Linked DNA regions of Homo sapiens: region 1 is linked to region 2. A link is a contact called in ENCODE Hi-C or POLR2A ChIA-PET data. All regions are on one chromosome and are shown on one strand. The core of a region is the stretch at or near the end of the contact, and the rest is flanking DNA. Distances in the headings are between cores, read along the strand shown.

Region 1 (2,700 bases), core at 191-2,690, 1.6 Mb after region 2:
TGTGTTCCCTGGGTCGGGATGAGTTTGATTTTGTGCCTTCCATTTATAACAGGTCTGGCTGCCCTTAGTGAGGGGCTTGGGGGTGGAGAAGTCTCTGCTCAGAATTTGCTTTGCTCACTGTAAACCTTTGTGTTTTATACCATTAAACCAAAAAAAAAAAAAAAAAAAAATAGAGTAAATACAAGTGGGAGACTGCTTTCAGGTTCAGGGGCATAGACCTTTGACCGTGCCTCCCGCTCGTCCAGAACATCTCCCCAGGCTCGCCCACGATTCCCAGACAGGGTGGAGAGCCTGGCATCCAGGGGGAGGCTGCTCTGTGCTGGGCAGGTGCTTCCCTTCAGGATCCCTCTGCACCACGTGGGAGGAAGGGGGGTCCACCCATTTACGGAAGTCTGGACTCAAGAAGTTAAGTGACTGGCCAGATTCCCACAGCAGCAACCCAGAGCTGAACAGGGGTCTGAGTGTGACCCTGGCTGAATACATGACCGTCTTCATCTACTGAAGAGTGGTCCCAACTTGAAGGGAAATAGAAGTGTGAGCCCTGAGGCAGCACTGTCCTGTCCTTCCAGAACTGCAGCCAGTGTCCCTCCTGCCAGCGTTAACTGTCCTCACCATGCCCTGCCTGAGGGATGTTTCTGAATCGAAGCCGAAGCACAGTTGCCACCATTCGGCTTCAGGGACGGTCACCCTCCAACAAACCGTGTGACCCTGTGTATTCTGAGCATGGAGGTTAGGGACATGGGCAGCCACAGGGAGCTCCCCAGAGCTAGCCAAGCAGAGCTGCCTCCACCCCCACAAGGACACAGATGGCCTGGCCTAGGAGCTGCCCAGCACTGATTGACAAACAGGGTGTCACTTGGTTGTGGGTGGGTGTCCCTCAGCCCCCAGCATCCTGAGGAGCCCCAGGGAGCATGCGCTCCTGGGCCCGGACAGCCAGGCTGCCCTGGAGAACTGGAAGGGGAATGAGCCCATTCAGATGCCGGTGTCTGCAGGGACCCTCATGGGCTGTGTAGGCAGTGGACAGGACACAGCCTCCCAGTGTGGATGCCTGGGGTAGGGGACAAATTTGCTGTATAGGCTTGGCCCTGGGGCATGTTCCCAGGCCCCCTCACCCCAAAGTGGAACACAGGCCTGCTCATCCCAGCCCAGCGTGCCACACAGCGCGGCAGTCAGGGCACCTGGCAGCTGGTGGAGCGTGGTTAGATGTAGCTGCCCTGCTCTTCACCAGGGTCTCCCCAAGAGTCGTGGTACCTGATGCACTTGGGTGAAATTTCATGAAAAATGCCCAAGGACGGTCATGTTTTAAAGTTAGAATCAGTGGATGCGCCATTGAGCAAATTTTGAAGGAAAGGATCTGTGGAAAGACAGAAAACCTCTCACGATTCAGACATGCTCCATGATGGCGCGGGTGGCTGAAAGTGAAGGAAGCCGTGATTCATAGAGAAATTCCAACTCAAACGCCGTCACCCTGCTGGCTCCCCATGACAGAGCAGTGGCCTTCTGCCTGGCCATCTTCCAGCAGCCATGTGCTCCTGCCACCTCCGTCACCTCGCACCCAGAGCAGGGGCTTTGCTGTCCTCCCAGGGCCCGCATACATGAGTCCCAGGCATGAGGAAGTGAATTTTTACCTCATCGTCCCTCAGCCAGGGAGGTGACCAGGGGCTGGTCAGTGGCAGCCTCGTGGCCACCGTGGGCAGTTTTCTTGTCCCGGCCCCACCTGTCCGTGCCTTGTCCCCTCCCCTCCAGTTTGGCTCTGCAGGAGGGCAGTGGGTGACCCGGTGGGGCTGTTGTCCCAGTGAAGCCCTTACGGTTCTCCAGACAAAAGGCTGTCTGTGTCCCAGAGCCTGGAAAGTGTAATTTCGCAGCCAGCGCCCATGATGAAGCATCTTCTCTGGGCGTGAGGAGATGGGTGTATAAATATTCTCTGTCTCTGCCGCTCTTTATTTCCCTGGTAAGCAGTTGCCCCATTTCTCTAGCTGATGGATTCCCCATCGCAACCAGGGTGGGAGCTGCCTGGCTCTGCAGTCCAGGCGGGAGCTTCTAAAATAATCCTCATGTCTTGATTACCTGTGTATCCTCCCTCCCCACCCACGGTCCCGCCCTGGCATCCGTGGAAGACCTCACCATCCCGGTCAGGAGGCAGCAGCCTTGGGTGTAGGTTTCATGCTGTGTGCTTAACTACCCGCAAGCCTTGTGAGAACAGGAGTGAACCATTCCTGTAATGACAGGGCACCGGGCAGTGGAGAAGTCCGGAGCGACTTCCAGCCCCATGCGGAGCCGTTTCTATCAGCTGCCAACCTCAGCAGAAACCACAGTGCTCCCCGTTCCCTTCCAGGAGTGCCACCATCAAAACCGCGGCGGAGGAAGCACACATTAGCCTGCCGCACTCCTGGCGGAGCAACAGCCTCCATTTTCATTCGACTTTAAAGCCGAAAGATGAGGGAGGGTCTAATTAGTAAAGGGATGCTCTAATATTAATCACCCGCTTAAAATTGACAAGGGAGGCAGTTCATTTAACCACTTAATTGCCACAGGTTTTTATGGGCTGCTGTTTGCAGACATATTTAATGAAGAAGTTATAAATCTAAGGGAGCTTACAGTTTTAATTTTATACCTAAATATTTTCCTTGTTCTCATGTTTGTAGTCAGTCCTCAAGAGTGTAGTCACGTGGAATGTTCTTTAAATGAACATATTTGCTA
Region 2 (2,769 bases), core at 41-2,540:
TGCCTCAAAGCTGTCATTGTCGCTCCCTCACCCGCCTGACTGTCTGGGACTTAAAATAGCAGGAGCACAGCGGATCTCCTGAGAAGTTTCTGGCAAAGAGGTTTAGGGGGGGAGGGTGTGAGTCGCCGCTGGGAACTCTTGAGTTTGAAGCTCCCAAAGCCCAGCTGCTCCACCCCTGCCCCCAGGGAGCCTAGAATCCATGGGCGGGGCAGGTGGGGGGTCCTCTGTTCCCTCCCTGTCCTGCTGTGGGAGTGGGGAGACTGGGTCCTGCCCCAGCTCTGCCATGGAAGCACCGGCTAGATGGCTGGGCCAAGTCCTGCCCCCTTCGGACCTCAGTTTCCCAGATGTACCAGGAGTTGCGGACCTCAACATCTGCTGAGAGGTCCCTGGAGTTCATGGCAGGTGGTCCCAGTACAGACACCCAGAGTCAGACAGCCATGGGCTGAAATCCCAGTTCCACTCCTACTGGCTGAGTGGCTCTGAGCAAGTCCTCCCAGCTCTCCGGGTGAGTTTCTTCACCTGTAAATTAACAATGAAACCAAGTCCTGCTCGTTCCAAGCTTCAGATTGCGCTATCCGGTAAGGATCCTGGCAGCTCCTGGGCAACTGCCCCCCAGCCCCAGCCTCCACCCCATCCTCAGATGGCACATTTTGTGCTGCCAGGAATGTTAACAGCAACGTGACCCCACTTTTAATGCCATGTACTTTACACACACTACCTCTGGCTTCCACGCCCTGGAGGACAGAGCTGGCTACTGTCCCCAGCGCTCTCCTGGGACATCCTTAACCTCAGTACTGGCCACTCCTGGACGGAAGGGGTATTGGCTCCTGAGGGGGCCCTCTTGGGCATCTACCGTGTGCCAGGCCCTGTGCTTGGCTCACCCCTGGAGTCCTGTGGGGCAGGGCTGATGCTCCCGGTTGTGCAGATGGGGAGACAGGCTCGTTGCTCCCCTGTATCAAAGAGGTGCAGGGACCCCTTGCAGTTCGCAGTCCGCAGGGCGCGGGGCCGGGCTCTGGGCCGCGCGGTGCGTGTGGCTGGCGCGCCCTCTAGTGGCCGCTCTGCCTGCCGTGTTGCCCCGCGCGAGAGCTGCCCTAGAGTGGACGCGCAGCCGCTGGCGCGGGAAGTCCCTTCTCCCAGCCCGCCGCGGTCCCGCCTGCTGCGGCTCCACCTCCGCCGAACTGCAAGCGGTCTGGCCTGCCTGTCAGTCCTCGTGGCTTCGCAGGGACCCCACCATGGCCGCACGCCCCGCCCCGATTACCATGGAGACCGCCTGTACACAGTTTCCTCTTTCCTCTGCCCAGTCCTGGGGTCCCGCGGCCGCCTAGGAGGGAGCCCGCCGGGGCGGGGCGGGGCCGGGTGCCCATGAACAGCGGGGTCCCGGCCACGCTGGCCGTGCGGAGAGTGAAATTCTTCGGCCAGCACGGCGGGGAGGTGAGGTCCAGCGGGCTCTGCCCAGACTCCCGGCTTTGGATGCAGAGTGGTTCCTGGTTCTGTGTAGTGGGGGTTCCAGAATGTTCTCTGGGCAGTGGCTCAGGACATTGAGTCCAGAGTAGACTTTGCTAACCCAAGAAGGATCGAAGTAGGTTCTCAGCTCCAGTGCCGGGCCCCAGCTCCAGAGCAGCTCTAGGTTCTAAGCTCTGCCTGTAAAAAGAGCCCCGGGCTCTGGGCTCTGCCTCGAGAGGGGCACAAAGCTCCCTGCTGACTCTGGTGTTTTCTGGGGCCCTGGCTCTAAAGTGAACTCAGAACTTAGAGTAGATTCTGGACTCTCCGTTGTCAGCTGCGGCTCTGGAATGGGCTCTTAGCTCTGGGGTTCCAGGCTCTGGTTCCAGAGAAGGCTCTTGCCTCCAACTGCAGGCTCTGGCTTTACGGGACTCGAGAGAGGGCCCAGTGGGTCCCGGGTTCTGGGCTCTGGTGGTGGAGTGAGGCTTGAAGTCAAGCTCCAACCCCAGGCTCTTGGGGGGCAGTGTTTAGGGGTCAGAGATGAGCGGACAGGGGTTTCTTCCCCAGAATGGGACCGCTTTTGTGCTGTTTCTAGGTCAACTCTTCTGCCTTCTCCCCTGATGGCCAGATGCTGCTCACAGGCTCAGAAGATGGCTGCGTGTATGGCTGGGAGACCCGGAGTGGGCAGCTGCTGTGGAGGCTGGGTGGCCACACAGGTGGGGCTCCCACACCTGGCCGGGAAGACCGAGGCACAAGGGTCTGGCATGCTGCAGAGCTGACTGCAGTGACCTCCGATGAGCTGGGCACGGGTGCAAGGCAGGGCTGGGCAGGTTGGGAGATGGGACGAGATATCTGGGTGCTGGGGCTTAGACTCTAACAGGCCTGGACTCAGCCTTCTTTAAAAACACACACACACACACACATACATACAAAAACAACTGTAATGTAACACAGTAATACTTACTGTTGCATCCTTTTTTGTGTGTGACAGAGTCGCTCTCTGTCACCCAGGCTGGACAACCTCGGCTCACTGCAACCCCCGCCTCCTGGGTTCAAGCAATTCTCTGCCTCAGCCTCTCGAGTAGCTGGAATTATAGACACCTGCTACCACACCCAGCTAATTTTTTTGTATCTTTAGTAGAGACGGGGTTTCACCATCTTGGCCAGGCTGGTCTTGAACTCCTGACCTCGTGATCCACCCACCTCGGCCTCCCAAAGTGCTGGGATTAAAGGCGTGAGCCACTGCACCGGCTTTGTTGTGTCCATTTTTAAGTGTACAGTTCAGAGAATCCAGTACCTTCACATTGTCGTGACACCAATCTCCAGAGC

Evidence for each region. Hi-C counts contacts between places; a loop is a spot of excess contacts on that map. ChIA-PET counts read pairs that join two places held with the same protein, here RNA polymerase II (POLR2A). Pooled maps may share reads with other maps.
Region 1: a loop to region 2 is called in a pooled map, with 5 times the contacts of the local background. The contact joins the enhancer-like site here to the promoter of WDR38 in region 2. A Hi-C loop is called at or near these places in 2 of 50 pooled maps. POLR2A ChIA-PET finds 5 or more read pairs at or near these places in 2 of 52 experiments (K562 and WTC11).

What each region holds. Positions count from the first base shown.
Region 1 is chr9:126,488,196-126,490,895 of GRCh38, forward strand. All of the region lies in intron 9 of MVB12B (multivesicular body subunit 12B), which reads left to right. Among named protein-coding and RNA genes, the nearest start is that of NRON, 79 kb to the left of the region's middle. Within about 2 kb of position 1,441, at least 3 of the 41 ENCODE cell types and tissues checked have a DNase peak (open chromatin) inside an H3K27ac peak, as active enhancers do.
Region 2 is chr9:124,852,170-124,854,938 of GRCh38, forward strand. WDR38 (WD repeat domain 38) reads left to right here and starts at 1,291. Exons shown (of 9, transcript NM_001045476.3): 1 at 1,291-1,431; 2 at 2,036-2,156. The coding sequence starts at 1,363. RefSeq lists a silencer at 1,343-1,392.